Regions from separate parts of the Homo sapiens genome. Here region 2 is linked to region 1. Evidence: read pairs that join two places in POLR2A ChIA-PET (ENCODE). Cell type or tissue: PC-9. All regions are shown on one strand. Each heading gives the region's core, and the rest is flanking DNA. Links, peaks and the distances in the headings are about the cores only. Region 1 holds the start of LRRC26 (leucine rich repeat containing 26). Region 2 holds the start of LOC124902311 (a long non-coding RNA gene).

What was found. Peaks named below come from ENCODE experiments on the same cell type or tissue, not always from the same donor. Only the 100,000 strongest peaks of a DNase experiment are listed, where the experiment ranks them.
Region 2: POLR2A ChIA-PET joins it to region 1 with 5 read pairs; 2 of 35 experiments call an interaction of 5 or more read pairs at or near these places.

What each region holds. Positions count from the first base shown.
Region 1 is chr9:137,165,587-137,173,917 of GRCh38, forward strand. It overlaps GRIN1 (glutamate ionotropic receptor NMDA type subunit 1), which reads left to right. Exons shown (of 20, transcript NM_007327.4): 20 at 1,825-3,170. The coding sequence ends at 1,941. It overlaps LRRC26 (leucine rich repeat containing 26), which reads right to left and starts at 4,465. Exons shown (of 2, transcript NM_001013653.3): 1 at 3,685-4,465; 2 at 3,172-3,599. The coding sequence starts at 4,357. The coding sequence ends at 3,268. It overlaps TMEM210 (transmembrane protein 210), which reads right to left and starts at 6,470. Exons shown (of 4, transcript NM_001282477.2): 1 at 6,354-6,470; 2 at 6,055-6,190; 3 at 5,828-5,857; 4 at 5,272-5,578. The coding sequence starts at 6,441. The coding sequence ends at 5,389. It overlaps MIR3621 (microRNA 3621), which reads right to left and starts at 3,684; the gene lies at 3,600-3,684. It also overlaps LOC124902315. RefSeq lists an enhancer at 2,104-2,968 and silencers at 2,738-2,857, 3,088-3,197, 3,438-3,957, 4,118-4,177. In PC-9, for the core only: no CTCF peak of the experiment used is centred there; DNase peaks (open chromatin) are centred at 3,975 and 7,745; H3K4me3 peaks cover 2,241 bases.
Region 2 is chr9:136,573,704-136,582,034 of GRCh38, forward strand. LOC124902311 (a long non-coding RNA gene) reads right to left here and starts at 3,974. Exons shown (of 2, transcript XR_007061866.1): 1 at 3,521-3,974; 2 at 1,849-2,261. RefSeq lists enhancers at 1-192, 1-264, 2,927-3,046, 5,087-5,613. In PC-9, for the core only: no CTCF peak of the experiment used is centred there; DNase peaks (open chromatin) are centred at 2,738 and 4,398; H3K4me3 peaks cover 909 bases; H3K27ac peaks cover 1,636 bases.

The DNA of each region.
Region 1 (8,331 bases), core at 1-8,000:
TCAGTCAGTCAGCCACACCACCTCTCGGGGCCAGGTCTGGGGCCCTGGGAGCCCAGCGTGGCCCCATCCTGGACTCCTCAGCTGCCGGGAGGCCACACCACTTCTCTGTTATGTCCCCGTTTCTCTCGCCTCTCCCAGAGGGGCCCGCCGCCCTCACTTCGCCCCTGCGACGGCCCTGGAGGGGGTGGCTGTGATGTCCCATCCCGTCCGTCTGTCTGGCCACTGGCCCCGCCCCCCAGACACCTGTCTCACCTGTCTCACCAGAGCCATGCGTGTTGCATCTTCATGTGGTCTCTGTGTGGGCCGGGGGCTGGGGGCCGGGCCTGGGTCCGTCTGGGTGGACGGCTGGGGCCTGGAGTTGGAACTGGCCCCGGCCACAGGGGACTGTCAGGCAGGGAGTGGGGTGGGACCAAAAGGGGTGGCTCCCACCCCAGGCTGAGCGGGGGCCCTGCAGGAGGTGTGGCGGCAGCTCCCAGAGGGTCTGAGAATGGGTAGGGGCGGCCCCACAAGCCCTGGCCTGCAGAGCCCAGGACGACACTGAGGTTCCCAGACAGGGAGGCCTCTGGAAGGGAAACGACCACCTCAGCTCCTGACCCCAGCAACCCCACAAGGCCCACCCCAAAGAGCCAGGCCTTCTGCCCTTTGGAGCCCAGAATCCCCCACCTCCTGCTCGGGGCAGCTTGTCCCTGTAGCGGATATGCACACTCGGACCAGAGGCCCCCAGAGCGAACCCAGCCTTGCTAGAGGCACCCCAGGCCCAGGCACCATGGTGGGGAGGGGCTGCCCAGAGAGGCAGCGGAGACCTCAGCCCCGTGGCCACCCTGCAGTCCAGGGACCAGTCTGGCCCACAGGAAGCCCCCAGCCCATAAGCAGCATCACCAGAGAGAAGCTTACGCCCGGGGGAGGAAGTGCGATTTGCAGCCACCTGCCCCTCAGTGCACTGGAAGCGGGGCAGACCTCCAGGGCACAGACAGGACTTGGCATCAAGCAAGCCAAATCCCGAGATGAAGCCACCAGGGTGCCCCAAGAGGGACCCATGAGGCCTGGCTGCTCAGCTTCCTGGGGAAGGGACTTGGCATGCAGGATGGGTGGACAGTGAGAGCCTGTAGGCCTGGGGGCCACTGGAGGCTCAAGGAGCAGGTGGAAGCACCATTCCTGGAGCCACCTCTGCTGCGGAAAGCGGGCAGAGCTGATGCTGCAAAGTCTGAGCCAGGAGTCCCGCAGGGAACAGGGAGGGGGAATAGCGCAGGGATCGTGGGCTGGGCAGGCTGGGGAAGAGGGGGTGTCCAGGCAGACAGGAGAAACAGCGATTTGGGGCAGGCAGCCACGGGGGGCAAGCACAAATGTCGTGCAGGTGATGGGCCACTTTCAGAGGGTGACACTGGGTCCCAGGGCCCTGCCTGGAGCGAGGCCAGGTGCAGCTCAGAGACCCTCATGGTGCCCTCCCAGGGACATGTTCCCAGCGGAACCCTCACCCGAGCCTCTCTGGGCACCAGGGACCGTCCTCTGGGGCCAGTTCTGGCATCACGTGGCATCTGGGGCTGGCCCCGCCCTGCAAGGCTGAACTGTGGGGGGCACTGCCAGCTGGGGGTCTGGGCAGGGGAGGGCAGCCCAGCTCCCACCTGGTCTCTGGGGCTGCGAGCTTATTCAGAGGGAGGCGTGGGTGGGGGGCTCCTTTGGGTAGGGTGGGGTCAGTCCGGCTGCGGAGATCCCCTGCCCCTGTCCTGTGGCCGGTCCGGGCCAGGGCGGCACTGGGCGCTGAGGGCTGGGGTCCCTGGCGGCCGGCGGGGCCAGCGGGTATTGATTGTTGGTTCTTATTTATAGAGCACCGGGGGTGGACGCGGCGCTTTGCAAAACCAAAAAGACACAGTGCTGCCGCGACGCGCTATTGAGAGGGAGGAGGGCCAGCTGCAGCTGTGTTCCCGTCATAGGGAGAGCTGAGACTCCCCGCCCGCCCTCCTCTGCCCCCTCCCCCGCAGACAGACAGACAGACGGACGGGACAGCGGCCCGGCCCACGCAGAGCCCCGGAGCACCACGGGGTCGGGGGAGGAGCACCCCCAGCCTCCCCCAGGCTGCGCCTGCCCGCCCGCCGGTTGGCCGGCTGGCCGGTCCACCCCGTCCCGGCCCCGCGCGTGCCCCCAGCGTGGGGCTAACGGGCGCCTTGTCTGTGTATTTCTATTTTGCAGCAGTACCATCCCACTGATATCACGGGCCCGCTCAACCTCTCAGATCCCTCGGTCAGCACCGTGGTGTGAGGCCCCCGGAGGCGCCCACCTGCCCAGTTAGCCCGGCCAAGGACACTGATGGGTCCTGCTGCTCGGGAAGGCCTGAGGGAAGCCCACCCGCCCCAGAGACTGCCCACCCTGGGCCTCCCGTCCGTCCGCCCGCCCACCCCGCTGCCTGGCGGGCAGCCCCTGCTGGACCAAGGTGCGGACCGGAGCGGCTGAGGACGGGGCAGAGCTGAGTCGGCTGGGCAGGGCCGCAGGGCGCTCCGGCAGAGGCAGGGCCCTGGGGTCTCTGAGCAGTGGGGAGCGGGGGCTAACTGGCCCCAGGCGGAGGGGCTTGGAGCAGAGACGGCAGCCCCATCCTTCCCGCAGCACCAGCCTGAGCCACAGTGGGGCCCATGGCCCCAGCTGGCTGGGTCGCCCCTCCTCGGGCGCCTGCGCTCCTCTGCAGCCTGAGCTCCACCCTCCCCTCTTCTTGCGGCACCGCCCACCCACACCCCGTCTGCCCCTTGACCCCACACGCCGGGGCTGGCCCTGCCCTCCCCCACGGCCGTCCCTGACTTCCCAGCTGGCAGCGCCTCCCGCCGCCTCGGGCCGCCTCCTCCAGACTCGAGAGGGCTGAGCCCCTCCTCTCCTCGTCCGGCCTGCAGCCCAGAACGGGCCTCCCCGGGGGTCCCCGGACGCTGGCTCGGGACTGTCTTCAACCCTGCCCTGCACCTTGGGCACGGGAGAGCGCCACCCGCCCGCCCCCGCCCTCGCTCCGGGTGCGTGACCGGCCCGCCACCTTGTACAGAACCAGCACTCCCAGGGCCCGAGCGCGTGCCTTCCCCGTGCGGCCCGTGCGCAGCCGCGCTCTGCCCCTCCGTCCCCAGGGTGCAGGCGCGCACCGCCCAACCCCCACCTCCCGGTGTATGCAGTGGTGATGCCTAAAGGAATGTCACGCAGTTTTCGGTCTGTGTCGCTTGTTGACGCCGGCAGACAGTGTAAAGGGAGGGCAAAGGCATGGGGGAAGCTTCGAGCGCTCCAGGCGGCCGCGGCCGCTCAGGCTTGGGCGGCAGCGGCGGGGCTCCCCGGGTCCGCGGGCGAGGCACAGCCGTGGGGGTCGGGATCGGGGTTCGGGTCTGGCGGTCTCGGCGGGCGGAGGGCGGCGGTGCGGAGGCGGCGGCGGCGCGCACGGCAGGCGGTGAGCCCAGAGCCCAGCGCCAGGCAGGAAGCCAGGCTGACGAGGAAGGAGGCCGGCCCGAGCGTGTAAACCACGGCCAGGTCCCGCAGGGCGAGCGGCTGCGCGCAATGGCTAAAGGCGGCGTCGGAAAAGGCAGTCAGGGGGCTGAGCGTCAGGCGTCCCGGCCACACGCAGAGCACCGTCTCGGCCTCTGTGGGACACAGACAAAGGCGCGGCGTCAGGTGGCGGCTGCCGCACCGCCCTGCAGACCCCGACCCGCGTCCCCAGCAGCTCACCTGACGCGGGCAGCGGGTGCCGGCGCAGCCAGGCGCAGAGCGGGCGCAGCGCGCACCCGCAGCCCCAAGGGTTGCCGCGCAGGTGCAGCGCGTCTAGAGCGGGCAGGCGGCCCAGCAGCCCCGGCGCGAGTGCCGCCAGCTCGTTGTCCTGCAGGCTGAGTGAGCGCAGCAGCGGGAGCGCGCCTAGCGCCGCGGGCTCCAGGCGCGCCAGCCGGTTGCCGGCCAATGAGAGGTTGCGCAGCGCGCGCAGCGGCGCGAAAGTCCCTGGTGCCAGTGCTTCCAGCTGGTTGGCGCTCAGGTCCAGCAGCTGCAGCGCGCCCAGGCCCCAGAAGGCTCGCACATGCACCGAGTGCAGCCCGTTCTCGCGCAGGTCCAGGCGCTGTAGCGCGCCCGCTCCCGCGAAGGCACCTGGCGGCAGCGCACGGACGCGGTTGTGGTCCAGCAGCAGCGCGCGCAGGCGCAGGCTCAGGCCCGGGGGCACGGCGGGCAGCGAGAGTGCCGAGCAGCTGGCCAGGCCTCCCGGCACGCACGTGCACACCTCGGGGCAGTCCGGGGCGCCCAGGGACCCCGAGGGCGAGGCCGTGGCCGACACCTGGGCCCAGACAGGCCAAGGCGACAGCAGCAGCAACAGCAGCAGCAGCGGCCGAGGCCGCGACCAGGAAGGGCCCCGCATGGGGGCAGCCCCCCCGCCCCCGGCACCCGCGGTGGGAGGCCCGCTGCCTGTGCGTCCCTGGAGCCCGTCGTCCGCGGAGCCCGTTCCTGCGGCGCCTGCACAAATATTAACTCTCTGGCCCGAGCTCAGGCAGTTCCTGTCCCACGGCTGGATCCACGCTTGGGGCGGGGGCAGGGCAAACAGCCAACGCCCGGCACCGCCAGCCACCTGTCCGGGAGCTCCAAACTACTCTTGGCTCAGCGCCGGCCACAGCGCTATCAAGACCACCTCACCCCGCCTTGTCCACCACCGGGCGCCCGCCGAGCCCTGACCTGAGCAGCAGGACACCGCCCACCTGCACCCGCCCAGCTCACGGCTGCAACAGGCGCCCACACGCAATGCAACCCAGAGGTCCTGCTCCTCACCCGTCTCGACCCCACCCAGGCTCCGCAAAGTGATCCCAACGTGCACATGCGGAGTGGCCCCCACGCAGGGATGGTCCCATTCCCATGCTGGATAGGGCCTGGGTTGGAGACAGGCCTTGGGGTGGAGGGAGACAGCACACCCGAGGCAGGAGAGGCGTGCCTGCCCCACCCCTCCCCCCCAGGACTCTCCTGGGATAGAGGTACAGACCAGTGCAGTGGGGCAGGGGTATCAGCCCAAGTCCTGCTGTTAAACCCAGCGCCCTTCACAGTTGCCAGTTGCAGGTCCTGTTCTAGGGGCTTTCCAAAGCTGGGTGCAGGAAGGAGCCGGGCTGACCAGCTGTGGCAGAGAAGGTGGAAACATTAGGGGTATGGCTTACTGCCAGGGGGCAGAGGAACAGGGGAACTTGCTGTGGGGCCTGGGCACTCTGCTTTGATGAGACCCATATGCGCGTGCACCCCCCATGATGCAGCCGTGAGGGGTGTGAGGGCCTGCAGGGAGGACGGTGCACAACCACTAAACAAGCTTTAATTCCCCTCCCCCAGCTGCCCTCAGGAGGGCCTGCAGGGAGGACAGTGCACAGCCACTAAATACGCTTTAATTCCCCTCCCCCAGCTGCCCTCAGCCCTCTACTCAGGTGGTAGGGGCGGGGGTGGTGGCGGCTCCTCTGAAGAAGCCTCCATGGGGATGGCCACAAGGCTCTGATCCTCTAGTGGTGGCACCAGGGAGACCTCCAGGTCAGCGTCCATTAGCTGGGACTCCACGTAAACCGGGTGCAGGTCCATGAGATCTTCCTGGACCCCAAAATTCTCCACCAACCTGCATGACGGGCCGGGTCATCACGAGCTGGTAGAGTCCTTGTTCCCCCAGGACAGGCTGGCGTCTGGGACAGTGCACCCCCACAAAGGGCCTCCCTTGGGACAGCACACCTCCTCTTCCAGGGACAGCACCCCTCCTCCTCCAGGGACAGCACCCCTCCTCCTCCAGGGACTCCCCTGGGATAGCTCCCCCCGCCAAGGGCCTCCCCTGAGACAGCGTGCCTCCCTCGAGGGCCTCCCTGGTGCTCACCTGTTGTCCACTTGTCTCGGGCATGTTTCACTGAGGGGACGAAGGCCAACATGAGTCCTGGAACAGTGCTGGGCCCCCGGAGCTCCCCCAGCACACGCCTAGGAAACGCCATTCCTACCCCAGGTGACAGCCCACCCAGGGGGTAAAGCCCTTCTTGCAAGACCAAGGGCCCAGGGCAGCCAGCCTGGCCTCACTCCCATCCTCTCCCGGCCCCAGGGTTCACGCACCCCTTGGCCCGCAAGACACCAATTGCCACGATGACGAGGGCACAGAAGCAGCTGGCACTGATGCCCGCCAGCACCACAAGGAGGGCGATGAGGGCCTCGCGGCTGAGGCCAAGGCTGCATTCACAGTAGGTTCCAGCTGCAGAGACAGGGCCACATGGCCATGGGCCGGTCACCTGCCTGCAGAGGGCCCCCAAGTCTGCCCCTGCCCTGGTAGCCACCAGAAGGACACCAGAGCTCCCACCTTGCCTGGGGAAGGGGAGCCATGGCTGGGAGTGGAGTGCGGGGGCAGGAGGAGGCACCTGCAGCAGGGATGAGCAGAAGGGACAAATATGTGAGGCCCAAGGGGCCACCACGCAGGCAGGACACAGGCCAGGGACCGGGGGCCATGTCCAGCCCTGGCCCCACTGCACACCTCTGACGGAACTGTTGGAAGGTGCTGACTTCACAGTAGGACTGTGAGGTGGGGGTGGGGGGGCTCACAATGCCAGTGTGTCATTTGCCCTTGGGCACCGCAATTCAAGGAGCCATGGCCAAGCAGCTCTGGGAATGGGACAGGTAGGGTGGGCAGAGGCCTGAGAGCCCAGCCAGCTCAGGCCAGCTCTGAGGCAGAGGCAGCAGTGGGGCTGGCCTGGTCTTACGGGCAGTCCTTCAGTGGTTTCACCGTGTTAGCCAGGATGGTCTCGATCTCCTGACCTTGTGATCCGCTCGCCTCGGCCTCTCAAAGTGCTGGGATTACAGGTGTGAGCCACTGCGCCCAGCCAAATCCTTCACAGTGAAAGGGGGTGGGCAGCACTCCAGGCCCCGATGTGGGTGCGGTGGCCTGGCAACCTTGCAGGGTGGGCGGCAGGCAGCCTCGGCCTCAGCTCCCTCCCAGCATAAGGGCTGCGGCAGCTCAGCATGTGGGCTGGGCTCCAGCTGGCTGTAGGTCACCTTCCTCCAGGGCTGGGGCAGGAAGGGGCCAAGGAGGGCTAAGGGGGTGGGCTTGCACCCATCCTCCCTCCCCACTGCTTCTGGGAGGGTCTGGCTCACGCCCTGGCAAAGCTCAGGTCAGAAGGGCTGCCGGCACCCAAGGGAATCCCCCATCAACTTGGAAAGGTCTGGGGGACACTGGCCACCCCTGTCTGAGCAGGACCCCAAGCCCTGCCTCCCAGACATCCCCCAAGGCTCCAGACTAAAGGTGTCACTGAAGTTGGAGCCCCCAGGAGCTTTCCCCTCTGCAGAAAAGACAAGCGTTGCCCAAGGAAGTCGACCGCAGGCCGGCATGGCCAGGGTTGCTTTCAGCCTCCTCCCTGCACCTGCTATTCCAGGCTGGGAGAGAGGCCCCTGCCCTCCCAGCCTCCCCTCCTCTGGACCTGCCAAGCAAACCGCCAGGCAGCAAAAGGAAACACCTGCCCCACAGCCAACGGAGGCCAGGCCTTCTGCCAGCTCAGGACACATGGGACACGGGGGGTGGGGGGGGTGGGCACAGTCTGGCCCCAGTGGCCCTGGGCACCAGGGACCCCCTCGCCTGTTGACAGGCACCCTCCTGCTGGGGTCCTCCGACCTCTGACTTGCCGAGTGACACCGTGACCCGAGATGCACCCTTCGCCCTTGTCTTCAGGACACAACCAGAGATGGAATCCACAGGACACAGAACAAAAGGTGTACCAGAGCCAGGCTGGCAGTGACACTCGACAGGCCAGCCCAGCAGGTTTGTATCCTGGTTAGGACAATGGCACACCCAGCCTGGGGCCAGGTGGTGGCCACAGACAGCGGGATCCAGGCAAGGCCACCTTGCTCTGAGGGGGCATCAGAGCAATCGGGACCATCCCACCAGAATTCAGGAGAGGGGTCCCTCTTTTTGTGACAGCAGCACAGACAGCCTTGGAGTGAAGTGGAGCAGGTGGCAGGGCCCAGGGCTAGAGGGGAGATACCGCACAGGCGGAAGCAGCCCTCCTTGGCGGGGCAGAGGCCTGATGGGCACAGGCTGTGCATCTGGCGCCTGCCTAATCCCGGCCACTTCCTCCTTCAAGCCCTGAGGCAAACAAGAGTTCTCCAGAGCAAGGAGGGTGCAGGAATGTCCACTGAACGGGACGGCTCAAACAGGCCAGAGCTGGAGAGGTGGGAGGGTGCTGGGCGGCAGCTGCAGGAACCCACGACAATGGACATGGGACCAGCAAGGGCATCAGGCCAGAGCTGGAGAGGTGGGAGGGTGCTGGGCGGCGGCTGCAGGAGCCCAGGACCGTGGACATGTGGGAACCAGCAAGGGCATCTGGGGACAGCGGTGGGAGCACTGAA
Region 2 (8,331 bases), core at 7-8,006, 590 kb before region 1:
GCATGTTTATGGAGCATTTGTTTTTCCTTTCGTGTGAATGCTCTGTTCGTATTCTTTGCTTTCCATTTTTTCCCTGTGCTGGATTATAACCTCATTATTGATTTGTTAGAGCTCTTTCTAAATGAGAGAATTCAGCCCTTCGAGGGGGATAGAGTTCACAAGGAATTTCCCCGCTTGCCTAAACAGCAGACTTTGACTTTGCTTAATGTGGTTGTTGCTACGCAGAAATTTTATTTTATGGAGTTGAATTCATTTATTTATGTATTTGAGGCCGAGTCTTGCTGTGTCCCCAGGCTGGAGGGCAGTGGTGTGATCACGGCTCACTGCAGCCTCTGCCTCCTGAGCTCAAGCGATCCTCCCACCTCAGCCTCCTGGGTAACTGAAACCGCAGGCATGTGCCATCACGCCCAGCTAATTTTTGCTTTTTTTTTTTTTTTTGTAAAAACAGGGTTTCTCCATGTTGCCCAGGCTGGTCTCAAACTCCTGAACTCAAACGTCCACCCGCCTCGGTCTCTTAAAGTTCTGGGATTACAGGCATAAGCCATCGCGCCCAGCCTATGGAATTGAATTTATTTTTAAAAATTTATGTGTTGGATTTTTGTATTTTGCATCATGCTTAGGAAGGTCTCGCCTCAAGCTTCTAAAGATGCATCTTCTGTTGCTTTCTAGACTTTGTGGTTTTATTTTTTACATTGAAATCTCAGATCCATCTGAAATTTATTTTGGTATGAGGTGTGAGACATTCAACTTTATTTTTTCTGGATGGCTCCCCGGCTTCCCAGGTGTGGAGGGGTTTTTGAATGATCTGTTTTTATCACTGATTTGACATTCTGTCTTTGTCACATGCCACATTCCTTATCTGTTTGAGTCTGTTTCTGGACTCGGCGCCGTTGGTCTTCGTGCCTATTCTTGTGCCAGTATCACTCTGTTTTAACCACTGTGGGGATTTTTTTGTTTTGTTTTGTTTTTTCTTGAGACGGAGTTTCGCTCTTGTTGCCCAGTCTGGAGTGCAGTGGCGCGATCTCAGCGCACTGTAACCTCCGCCTCCCAGGTTCAAGTGATTCTCCTGCCTCAGCCTTCCAAGTAGCTGGGATTACAGCCATGCGCCACCACCATGCCTGGCTAATTTTTGTAGTTTTTGAGTAGAGGCGGGGTTTCACCATGCTGGCCAGGCTGGTCTTAAACTCCTGACTTCAGGTAATCCGCCCGCCTCGGCCTCCCAAAGTTCTGGGATTACAGGCGTCAGCCACCGCGCCGGGCCACATCCTCCCTTTCCTAACACCCATCTGTGAACAGGCCTCGCTCTGCCACTGCTCGGCCGAGTCTGTCCTCATGAGGCAGCTTTTTGTTTTGTTTTGTTTTGTTTGTTTGTTTGTTTTGAGACAGAGTCTCGCTCTGTCACCCAGGCTGGAGTGCAGTGGTGTGATCTCGGCTCACTGCAACCTCTGCCTCCTCAGTTCAAGCAATTCTCCTGCCACAGCCTCCTGAGTAGCTGGGATTACAGACATGCACCACCACGCCTGGCTAATTTTTGTATTTTTAATGGAGATGGGGTTTCACCATCTTGGCCAGACTGGTCTTGAACTCCTGACCTCAGGTGATCCACCCACCTCAGCCTCCCAAAGTGCCGGGATTACAGGCCTGAGCCACCGCGCCCGGCCCTGATAAGGCTGTTACACCTCAGCGTCCGGGACACAATTTGGTTACTTAGAACATCAGCAACGGAGCTGTGCTGCTCTACAAAGATCTCAGCGATGTCTGATCCAGCCCCCTGTGGTACAGATGGGGAAACTGAGGCACAAAGCAGCAGCGTGATCTGTGGAAGATCACAAAAGGAGACAGGGGGTGTCAGGCACAACCGTCAGCACCGGAGTTTATTGGGCACCTCCGAGGGGCCGGGTGTAGGTGGAGTCCGAGGGGCCAGGTGCAGGTGGAGGACCTGCCGTTGTTGTCTGGTTTTACCCTCTCTCGTAAGGCTGGGCCTGAGTCCTGGCGAGAAGGGCAAGGCGCGGAGAGGCAGTGGACTGGCCTGAGGCCGCACCACCAGCGGGGCGGGGAGGACCAGGTCTGGAGCCGGGAGGTCTACACCTCTGGGGTCTGCTGATCTCCAGCTCTGCTGGCCTGCAGTGTTTTGGCTGCTGGCCTCTGCTGGGAGCTGGGGGAGGGTGGGGTGGCCTGGCAGAGGCCGAGGAGCCCAGCCCCACTTGAATCCAAGGCCGCGTGTCTGCAGGTTGGGGGTATCAGGGAGCAAGTCCAGCCACCTGGAAGAGGAGCCGAGGCAGAGGCTGAGGGTCCAGACAGAGGCCTCCTGCCTGCCCAGCTCTGCCAGTCGCTGTCACACACCGATGCTTGCAGAGACATAACAGGGTGTGGAGGTGACCGGGTGGCCTGGCAGGACCCCCAACAGGCACAGTCACCCGGGATCCGGCAGAGGACACCTTGTCAGGGCAGGCCTTGTGTGCAAAAACAGGTGCCGCGGGCCCAGCCTGCCCAGCCTGCCCAGCCTGGGGCCCGGACTCCACAAGATCTGGGGCTGCACCCAGCCCCCTGCCAGCCCCCTGCCAGCCCCCTGCCAGCCCCCTGCCTTCCCTCCATTTTCACCACCACATGCTTCTCTCTCTCCTCGTTCAGTCTCCCTCCCAAAGCTTCATTCCTGCCCGTTCATCAAGCCGTGTTTGCACATGAGGTGCTGTGCCAGGCCAAGGACCTCACTGCCAGCTGGGCCTGGCAAGGAGAGGGGAACTGACTCATCCTGGGAGCCCAGGGTGGTGGGGCTTTCCCCACTTGGGCCAGGGTAGTGGTGAGGAGGCTGTCTCCGGAGAGGCTGAGGTGAGGGCAGGAGTAGCGAGAAGATTTAGGGTCGTGGCAAGGCTGGCCTAGGCCCTGTGGGGTGGCAGGAGAGGGCAGAGCCCGGGACTCGGGTCCCCACTTCCAGCGGAGGCTGGGCTGTCAGGAGGGCCACACCCTCATCCACTCCTCAGTGCCCCCTCGTCCACTCCAGAGGACACAGTGGTCCCTGCCTCTTGGCCTCCCACCCTTGGCTCACAGCGCTCTGCTGGGAACTCCCCTCACTCCCCTTGAGTAACTGGGGGCCTTTGTTCCCCAGAGCAGTGAGCCAAATGGTGAATGGTGGCCCCCAAGAGCCATGTCCACCTCCCAAGTCCCGGAACCTGCAGATGTGCAGATGGAAACTTGTTTTTTTGTTTGTTTGTTTGTTTGTTTTTGGAGACAGACTCTCACTCTATCCCCCAAGCTGCAGTGCAGTGGCACGATCTCGGCTCACTGCAACCTCCGCCTCCCGGGTTCAAGCGATTCTCATGCCTCAGCTTCCTGAGTAGCTGGGATTACAGGCATCCACCGCCACACCCGGCTAATTTTGGTATTTTTAGTAGAGACGGGGTTTCACCACATTGGCCAGGCTGGTCTTGAACTCCTGACCTCAAGTGATCCGCCCGCCTCGGCCTCCCACAGTGCTGGGATTTCAGGTGTGAGCCGCCGCAAAGCCCAGCTGGAAACTTACTTGGAATTAGGGTCTTCGCAGTTGTGATCGAGGTAGGGATCTCCAGCAGATGATATTATCCTGGAGTACCTGGAAGGGCCCTAAATCCAGTGACAGGTGTCCTTCTAAGAGGTAGAAGAGGAGGCACAGACACAGAGAACAGGAGGCCACTTGGCAGTGGCGTGTGGAAATCTGAGTAGACAGTGGCTGAGGCTTCCCCCGTGCCTGTCGGCCCCATCCAGGCTCCAGGAAGAAGGAGGTGTCTGTCCTTTTCTCTCTCACGCTGTGTCCTCAGCACCTAGAACGTAACAGGTATTTGTCTGCGGATGGACACAAAAAGAGGCGAGACTGGATCAGAGATCCCAGCGAGCAGCGCCCAGGCTCCAGGGCCGGAGGAGCTGCGGGGCTCGGACAAACCCCAGGTGCTGGCGGCATCACCGCGGGCTCCTTTGACTTCAAGACCCATAAGTGTAAGGCCGGGTGCGGTGGCTCACGCCTGTAATCCCAGCACTTTGGGAGGCTGAGGTGGGTGGATCACGAGGTCAGGAGATCGAGACCATCCTGACTAACACGGTGAAACCCCGTCTCTACTAAAAATACAAAAAAATTAGCCGGGCGTGGTTGCGGGTGCCTGTAGTCCCAGCTACTCAGGAGGCTGAGGCAGGAGAATGGCATGAGCCCGGGAGGCGGAGCTTGCAGTGAGCCGAGATCGCGCCACTGCACTCCAGCCTGGGCGACAGAGCGAGACTCCATTTCAAAAAAAAAAAAAAAAAAAAAAAAAGACCCGTAAGTGTTCCCAGTCTTCCAGAAAATGCTGATTGCATCTAAAGAAGTAATCCCATAAACTGGAGGTAAATCTGCGCAAGAACGCGGGCTTTGGTTAAGATGGTTTTGGACAGGTGGAAACCAGCCAGCTCTGACGGTTCCAGCATGGGAGTGTGTGGCACGTAGGCATCCCTATCGTGACCATGCAGTCATCGCGCTGCGCTGCTGGCCTGGCACCTCCCGGATACCAAACACCCAGACAGCACCTCCTGCTGAAATCCCCACAAACACGGCCGGGGGACACTGAGGCCCAGAGGGTGGGGTGTGGGGGTGGCCTCGGGGCATGAGCCAGGCTCTGGGCCCCTCCCCACACCGGGGCTAGCTGGCTAGCTATTTCTCTTCCTGAGTGATGAGAACTTCGAGGCAGGGACGTTCTCTGAAAAGCCAGATACAACCTGAGCCCGCTGTGGTGCAGCAGTCGAGCCGCCGGGCGCCCCCACCGCTGTGGCCCAGGAGCCCTGCGCTGGGGAACCCTGATTTCCTGGCGGGAGGCTGTGTCTGTGGGACTCTGATTCACAATAGCGGGAAGATTCAAAGTGACAGGGTGAGGCTGTCAGTCCCAAGCCATGTCCCCTGAGAACACCATCAACCTGGAGTGTAAAATGTGACAAGGAAGAGGCTGGAAGGGGCCGCCCTCCCATCCCACTCCCCGGGGTCCGTGGGGCAGACCTTCACCTGCAAGTTTGCAGCCTGGACCAGGCAGCTTCTCAGGAAGCCCAGCCGGGAAGCTCTGTTGGGGAGCACTCTCCCCACCCAGCAACGTTCAGGGGCCTGGCCTGGGGCGGGGCCTGTAGTCAGAGGTCCCCGAGGCTGGGGGCCCACATGAGCCCAGCAGGGACTGCCATTCCCAAAGAAGTTATTTTTATGCCATAAGTGCTTGTGGGAAAGTGAGGGGGACCCATGGGAGGCAAGGGAAACATTGAGACCCCAGTCACGGGCAAGAAGGAAGGAACTGTTTGCTCCAATGAGGCTGCGCCCACCCCAGCCTGGGGAGGGACATGTGGGCGGGGCACCACAGGAGGAACAAGCTGGCCTTCTCCCACCTGGCTGAATGCCAGGGGTCAGGGGGAGGGTGGTGGCCCCACATCACAGGGCCCCTGGTCCTCCCAGGGGATGTGGCTGGGCGCTGGGGGAGGGGCTTGGAGCTCCACACTGGGGCCAGGCGCCTGGCCTCCGAAGGAGATGTGGGGTCTCTGGGACCCTCACCTCTGCCTTTAGCTCCGATTCAGGGCTCATTCTGGCCACTGAGCATGGCCGGGGATGGGGGCCCTGCCCCACACACTGGGTGCTGAAATGAGCCTGTTCAGACAGGACCCACGCAGTTTGTCTCCCTCAAAATCCAGGTGCCTCCTTCAGTTCCCAGCTGTGTTGAGCCACCTGGGGCCCAGGGCAGCCCTGGCAGGGCAGGGATGGTGTCTGCCCAGCTCTGCCTTCGGCCAGGCCCCCAGACCGTTTGAGGCTTCAGCCTCAAACCGGGACCTCCAGCAGGGTGAGCCTCCTGCAGGCAGTGCTCTTCCCCTGCGCTCACCTGCAGCCTCTGGGGCCCAACCCAAGACCCGCTTAGAAGGTAGCACATCCTGCTGGGAATACCCGCCCCTGCCTGGGCCTCCCCTCCCTCACCCCTACCTCTCCTTCACTCAGTCACTCGCTCGCTCACTCATTCACTCACTCCTTCACTCAATCACTCACTCACTCACTCATTCACTCACTCATTCACTCATTCACTCACTCATTCACTCCTTCGCTCATTCATTCACTCACTCATTTACTCACTCATTCATTCACTCACCCACTCATTCACTCACTTGCTCATTCACTCACTCACTCATTCCCTCACTCATTCTCTCTCACTCCCTGACTCATTCACTCACTCACTCATTCCCTCACTCACTCATTCCCTCACTCATTCCCTCACTCATTCTCTCACTCACTCCCTGACTCATTCACTCACTCACTCATTCACTCACTTATTCCCTCATTCATTCACTCATTCACTCACTCATTCACTCATTCACTCGTTCACTTACTCACTCACTCACTCGTTCACTCACTCATTCACTCACTCACTCACTCGTTCACTCATTCACTCACTCACTCACTCGTTCACTCACTCACTCACTCACTCGTTCACTCACTCACTCACTCATTCACTCACTCATTCACTCACTCACTCGTTCACTCACTCATTCACTCACTCACTCGTTCACTCACTCATTCACTCACTCACTCACTCGTTCACTCACTCACTCATTCCCTCACTCACTCGTTCACTCACTCACTTATTTGCTCACTCATTCACTCACTCACTCATTCACTCATTCCCTCATTCACTCACTCACTCACTCGTTCACTCACTCACTCATTCCCTCACTCACTCGTTCACTCACTCACTTATTCGCTCACTCATTCACTCACTCACTCATTCACTCATTCCCTCATTCATTCACTCATTCCCTCACTCACTCATTCACTCACTCACTCACTCATTCGCTCGTTCACTCACTCACTCATTTGCTCGTTCACTCACTCACTCATTTGCTCACTCACTCACTCATTCACTCACTCACTCATTCACTCACTCATTCACTCACTCACTCATTCACTCACTCATTCACTCACTCACTCATTCACTCACTCGTTCACTCATTCACTCACTCACTCACTCGTTCACTCACTCACTCACTCACTCGTTCACTCACTCACTCACTCATTCACTCACTCATTCACTCACTCACTCGTTCACTCACTCATTCACTCACTCACTCGTTCACTCACTCATTCACTCACTCACTCACTCGTTCACTCACTCACTCATTCCCTCACTCACTCGTTCACTCACTCACTTATTTGCTCACTCATTCACTCACTCACTCATTCACTCATTCCCTCATTCACTCACTCACTCACTCGTTCACTCACTCACTCATTCCCTCACTCACTCGTTCACTCACTCACTTATTCGCTCACTCATTCACTCACTCACTCATTCACTCATTCCCTCATTCATTCACTCATTCCCTCACTCACTCATTCACTCACTCACTCACTCATTCGCTCGTTCACTCACTCACTCATTTGCTCGTTCACTCACTCACTCATTTGCTCACTCACTCACTCATTCACTCACTCACTCATTCACTCACTCATTCACTCACTCACTCATTCACTCACTCATTCACTCACTCACTCATTCCCTCACTCACTCATTCCCTCACTCACTCATTCGCTCGTTCACTCACTCACTCATTTGCTCATTCACTCACTCACTCATTTGCTCACTCACTCATTCATTCACTCATTCCCTCATTCATTCACTCACTCATTCACTCACTCATTCACTCGTTCACTCACTCACTCACTCGTTCACTCACTCACTCATTCACTCATTCACTTGTTCACTCACTCACTCATTCACTCACTCATTCACTCACCCACTCATTCACTCACTCATTCACTCACTCATTCACTCACTCACTCATTCCCTCACTCACCCATTCACTCACTCACTCACTCACTCATTCACTCACTCACTCACTCATTCACTCACTCATTCCCTCATTCATTCACTCATTCACTCACTCACTCACTCATTCACTCACTCATTCACTCACTCATTCACTCACTCATTCACTCGCTTACTCACTCACTCGCTCACTTACTCATTCACTTGCTCACTCACTCGCTCACTTACTCGTTCACTCACTCACTCCCTCGCTCATTCACTCCCTCGCTCCCTCACTCACTCGCTAACTTACTCATTCACTCACTCACTCACTCCCTTGCTCATTCACTCCCTCACTCACCCACTCTCTCACTCTTCAATCACTCACTCATTCACGCATTCATTCACTCACTCATTCACTCACTCATTCGCTCACTCACTCATTCACTCACTCACTCATTCACTCGCTCATTCACTCACTCACTCATTCACTCGCTCATTCACTCACTCACTCATTTACTCACTCACTCATTCAGTCCTTCACTCACTCACTCAGTCATTCAGT